Regions from separate parts of the Homo sapiens genome. Here region 2 is linked to region 1. A link is an interaction called in ENCODE POLR2A ChIA-PET data of the cell type or tissue named here. Cell type or tissue: OCI-LY7. All regions are shown on one strand.

What was found. ChIA-PET counts read pairs that join two places held together with the same protein. Peaks named below come from ENCODE experiments on the same cell type or tissue, not always from the same donor. Only the 100,000 strongest peaks of a DNase experiment are listed, where the experiment ranks them.
Region 2: POLR2A ChIA-PET joins it to region 1 with 8 read pairs; 2 of 35 experiments call an interaction of 5 or more read pairs at or near these places.

Annotation. Positions count from the first base shown.
Region 1 is chr20:45,859,993-45,862,492 of GRCh38, forward strand. The region is part of intron 1 of ZSWIM3 (zinc finger SWIM-type containing 3); the gene reads left to right. Among named protein-coding and RNA genes, the nearest start is that of ZSWIM3, 3.6 kb to the left of the region's middle. In OCI-LY7, no CTCF peak of the experiment used is centred here; no DNase peak of the experiment used is centred here.
Region 2 is chr20:46,059,666-46,062,165 of GRCh38, forward strand. It overlaps SLC12A5 (solute carrier family 12 member 5), which reads left to right. Exons shown (of 26, transcript NM_020708.5): 26 at 1-485. It overlaps NCOA5 (nuclear receptor coactivator 5), which reads right to left. Exons shown (of 8, transcript NM_020967.3): 8 at 1,326-2,500. Among named protein-coding and RNA genes, the nearest start is that of NCOA5, 29 kb to the right of the region's middle. In OCI-LY7, no CTCF peak of the experiment used is centred here; a DNase peak (open chromatin) is centred at 1,056; H3K27ac peaks cover 1,954 bases.

The sequences.
Region 1 (2,500 bases):
ACGTAAGAGTGAAAGGGAGGCTTGAGCTGGGCCCCCAAAGATGGAGAGCTGTCAGAAGGTGTATTGGTTTTCTGTTTGCCACTCTAGTGAATTACCACAAGTTTAATGGTGCAAAGCAACACAAATTTATTATCTTAGAGTTATTTAGGTTAGAAGTCAGGCACAGGTCTTAGCAGGCTAAATCAAGATGTCTGCAGGGCTGTATTTCTTTCTGGAGTCCCTGGGTAAGAATCCATTTCCCGCCGGGTGCAGTGGCTGATGCCTGTAATCCCAGCACTTTGGGAGGCCAAGGTGGGCAGATCACTTGAGGTCAGCAGTTCAAGACCATCCTGGCCAACATGGTGAAACCCCGTCTCTACTAAAAATACAAAAATTAGCTAGGCGAGGTGGCACATGCCCGTAATCCCAGCTACTCAGGAGGCTGAGGCAGCAGAATTGCAGCCGGGAGGTGGAGGTTGCAGTGAGCCAAGATCGTGCCATTGCACTCCAGCCTCGGCAACAGAGCGAGACTCCATCTCAAAAAAAAAAAAAAAAAAAAAAAAAGAATCCTTTTCCTTTCCTTTTCCACCTCCTAGAGGCTGCCCAACACACCTTGGGTCATGGCCCCCTTCCTCCATCTTCAAAGCCAGCAGTAGCAGGTTGAGTCATCACATCACTCTGACCTTGCTTCTGTCATCACGTCTCTGACTCCCTCTTCTGCCTCCCTCTTCCACTTTTAAGGATCCTTGTGATTATATTGGGCCCACCCAGATAATCCCAGATAATTTCCCTATTTTGAAGTCAGCTGATAGCCACCTTAATTCTATCTGCAACCTTAATTCTCCTTTGCCATGTAACCTAACGTATTCACAGAGTCTAGGATTAGGACAAGGACATCTTCAAGGGACCATTCTGCCTGCCACAAGAAGATTAATAACCTGGAGGTAAAAATGGTGTGAGTCAGTACAGACGTAAACATGACGTGCTTCTATTAGAAAACAGTGATGGGCTGGGCACGGTGGCTCACACTTGTAATCCTAATACTTTGGGAGGCTAAGACAGGGAGATTGCTTGAAATGAAGAGTTTGAGACCAGCCCAGACTATAATCCTGGGCAACAAAATGAGATCCCCGTCTCCACAAAACAAAATTTAAAATTAGGGGCCAGGTTGTGGCAGCTCACACGTATAATTCCAGCACTTTGGTAGGCTGAGGCAGGCAGATGGCTTGAGGCCAGGCATTCTAGACCAGCCTGGGCAACATGCCAAAACCTCATCTGTACAAAAAATACAAAAAGTAGCCAGGCATAGTGGTGTGTGCCTGTAGTACCAGCTACTCTGGAGGCTGCGGCAGGAGGATTGCTTGATCCCAGGAGTCAGAGGTTGCAGTGAGCTATGATCGCACCACTGCACACTACATTTTAGCCTGGGCAACAACAGAGTAAGATCCTGTCTCTAAAAAAAAAAAAAAAAGCAAGCAGTGATGTATGTTTGCACGCACATACAAAAGCCATGAGGAGACCTGCTTAGCTAGAAGGAAGGATTTATGCTGGAGCAGCAGGAAAGGAAATTGGAGGGTTGATAAGCAGGTTGGTGGGTTGGGATTTGTTTTGTTTGTTTTAGGAGACAAGGTCTCGCTCTATTGCCCAGGCTAGAGTACAGTGGGAGGGTCATAGTTTACTGTAACCTTGAAATCCTGGCCTCAAGTAATCTTACTACCTCAGCCTCCTAAGTAGCTAGGACTACAGGTATGCACCCCCATGCCAGGCTAATTTTTTTTTTTCAATTTTTTGTGTAGAGACAGGGTCTTGCCATGTTGCCCAGGCTGGTCTTGAACTCCTAGGCTCAAGCTGTCCTCCTGCCTCAGCCTCCCAAAGTGTTGGGATTACAGATATGAACCACCATGCTGGACCTGTTTTTGTTTTTGAAGGTGAACAATTTTAAAAGTGTTTTTGGGCCAGGCACAATTCAATCACTTGAACCCAGGAGGCGGAGGTTGCAGTGAGTCAAGATCATGCCACTACACTCCAGCCTGGGCGACACAGCGAGACTCTGTCTCAAAATAAATAAATAAAAAGTGTTTTTGTGTTTGAGTGGTTAACATAATTAAAAATATTTTCAAAAAGTACAGAAGGGACTAAAAGGGTCACCTCCACTGCATTAGCTTTTGGTTTTTTTTGGTTTTTTTTTTTTTTGAGAGATGGAGTTTCGCTCTGTCGCCAGGCTGGAGTGCAGTGGCGCGATCTTGGCTCCCCGCAACCTTTGACTCCCTGGTTCAAGCGATTCTCCTGCCTCAGCCTCCCAAGTAGCTGAGATTACAGGCACGCACCACCCCACCCAGCTAATTTTTGTATTTTTAGTAGAGACAGGGTTTCACCATGTTTGCGAGGAAGGTCTCAATCTCCTGACCCGGTGATCCACCCGCCTCAGCCTCCCCTGCTGGGATTACAGATGTGAGCCACCGTGCCCAGTCTGCATTATCTTTTTTATCTATTTATTTATTTCATTTTTATTTATTTACTT
Region 2 (2,500 bases), 200 kb after region 1:
TTCTGTGCTACATGTGCAATATTTGTTATGAATGTTATCACAAGTCATTCATCAAGTTATCTTTATAATCACTGTAGTTAGATGTTTCATGTCCATTCAAGTGACTTTTATTCTGAGTGCAATATTTCAATAGCCTTGTAGTGATAACTAGTGTTGCTTTTGTTTTAGATGATCTATGTGCAGGGCAATGCAATGAAGTTGAAAACCCTTGTAAATAGGAGAGGTTGCAAACCAAATCAAGAGTATTTATTACTATTACTGCTATTATTATTAGGCCTGCCTTTAATTTTCAGTGTAAGTGTTCAGTATGCCGCATCCTGCCTCAGTATTGATCTTGTGTTCTTTGTGCCAATATGAAAAGGAGAGGGTTGGTTCTTTCCTTTATTGTTGAATGCTCCCATTTAATGCTTTATGGCTTTTACTGTGTTACTTTTTTAGACTCCCGTCTGCACAAAATGCAATAAAAATAATTTTATTATACCCTTCATGGCCTGAGATGTGCTGTTTGGACACTCCAGGGGGCCCTCCAGGAGGACCCCACACTCTTAAATCAGAAACACTGACCACCGACAGAAGAGATGGGCTAATGGCCCAGGTCTGGTGATCTAATTTATCCACCGATAGCTCCAGGGCCCTGGCCTGGAGAGCAGCACTATCATCTCCTAAGAGACTGGCAGGCACTTACTAGGTGTCAGGCTGCACTGGCATCTTCTAGGAGGTAGTGAGCACTTTCTAAGTGTAGGTGTCAGGCTGCACTGATACCCCCAGGAGGCAGTGAACACTTAACTGGTGAGGCTCAGTGCTCTTGGCACGTTGGTCCCTAACTCACTGGAGGCCTGTGCCACCCACTTCACCACACCCACCCCAAGTTATTAAATGCTCTTCAAGGCTCCTTCAGGTTCTATGAATTCTGCCAACTCCCTGCACAATGGGTAGAACAGAGGGTGGCAACTGAGACAAAATGAAAACAGGAAGTGCCCCCCTACCAATGGCCATTAACCACAAATGGCCTCCTCACATCCTGTTTTCCTTTCCTAGAATAAGAGGACAAGGCTGCTGACACAATGAATGTCTACCAGAAGCAGGATGTTGAACACAGCACTATAATTAGCCAACAGGCCTTTGCTCTGAACTGTTATTAAAGCCTCTAAGTGAGCTACCTATGAAGAGAAGGCAGGGTTCAAAGAGGTTTGAGGCCGGATCATATGCTGAGGACAAAAGGGGGCAGACCAGAGTCCTCGAGACAGGAGCCCTCACCTCTGACTTGGGGAAAGCATCCTGCAAAGAGCATATTCACACCCAAAAAAGATGAACAAAGCTTTTACTTTTTTCATTTTAATTAAAAAGTAATCATTTCATTTTATTAACAACACAAGAGTTCCAAAGAGGAAAAAAAAAACCACTATATAACACAAACAGGTCAGAACATAAAATGCTGCCATTTGGGGACCTTGAATTTTGAAACCATTGTTTGCTTAACCACTGGCAGGGACTCAGCTGAAGTCGCTGCTCTCCCTCACCCCTGCTAGAGGACCTCAAGACTGTGATCCACAGGGCTCTACTGAGCACAAACCCTGGGGAGAGGGCAGCTTCCTGGGGCTCCATTTAGAACCACAGCCAGAAACCCTCCTTCTAACAATTTCACTCTGGTACAAAAGTCGCGAACAGCCACCCATCTCGAGAACATGTCCAGCTACCAGAAGTCTGACATCAAAGTGGTCCCTACCTCCTGCTGCTCAGGAAACAGAATAAGAGTCTAGACAAAAACAAGAGCCTGGGGTTTTGAGCCAAAAGCCCAAAACAAATCACTGAAGAAACGGGTGTTCACGGCCAGAGTCTCAGAACCAACTTCATGGAAGTGCTGCTGGAGAGGGGGATGCTGACAGAACTGGTTAACAGGGAAGAGTGGTGGGGCCCAGATTCACAGTTTGTGGTAACTGCTGCTGACTGGAGCTGTTCAGTCCATTGGAGATCTTCCAATGAAATGAAAACAAAAAAGAAAAGAGAAAAAAACAAAAAACAACCTTGGCTCAGAGAGAAAAATTCTTTTTTCTGTGGCTGCCATGGCCATTCCTCAACAATCCAGAGTGGCTGATTTATGAATCCTCAAGCAGACCCCAAACATATGGGGTGAGGGTATGATGACACTGTGCCTGCCAAGGCCAGTTTGCTTTTCTTCAACTCTAGGCAGGAGTTGCAGGCAGGAGCTTGAGCTCTGGTCAATGTGTATGAAGCTGGAAAGCCTTGGTAGGTTCACAATGAACAAAGGTGGTGGCTACTGACATGACAAATGCCATTCCAAACTTGGCTAGCTGGGCCTGGCTCCAAATCCAGTAGAAACAGGGACCGGAGAAACCCCATCAAATACAAGCCCAGACACCTGTACTGCCCCCGGAGATATTTATTTTCTACAAAACAAAAAACAAAAAAAGATACAGCCCCAAATGCAGTATAAACTTTGTAAGGAATAAGCAACACAGCCTTGGGCAGAAGAGAGAGC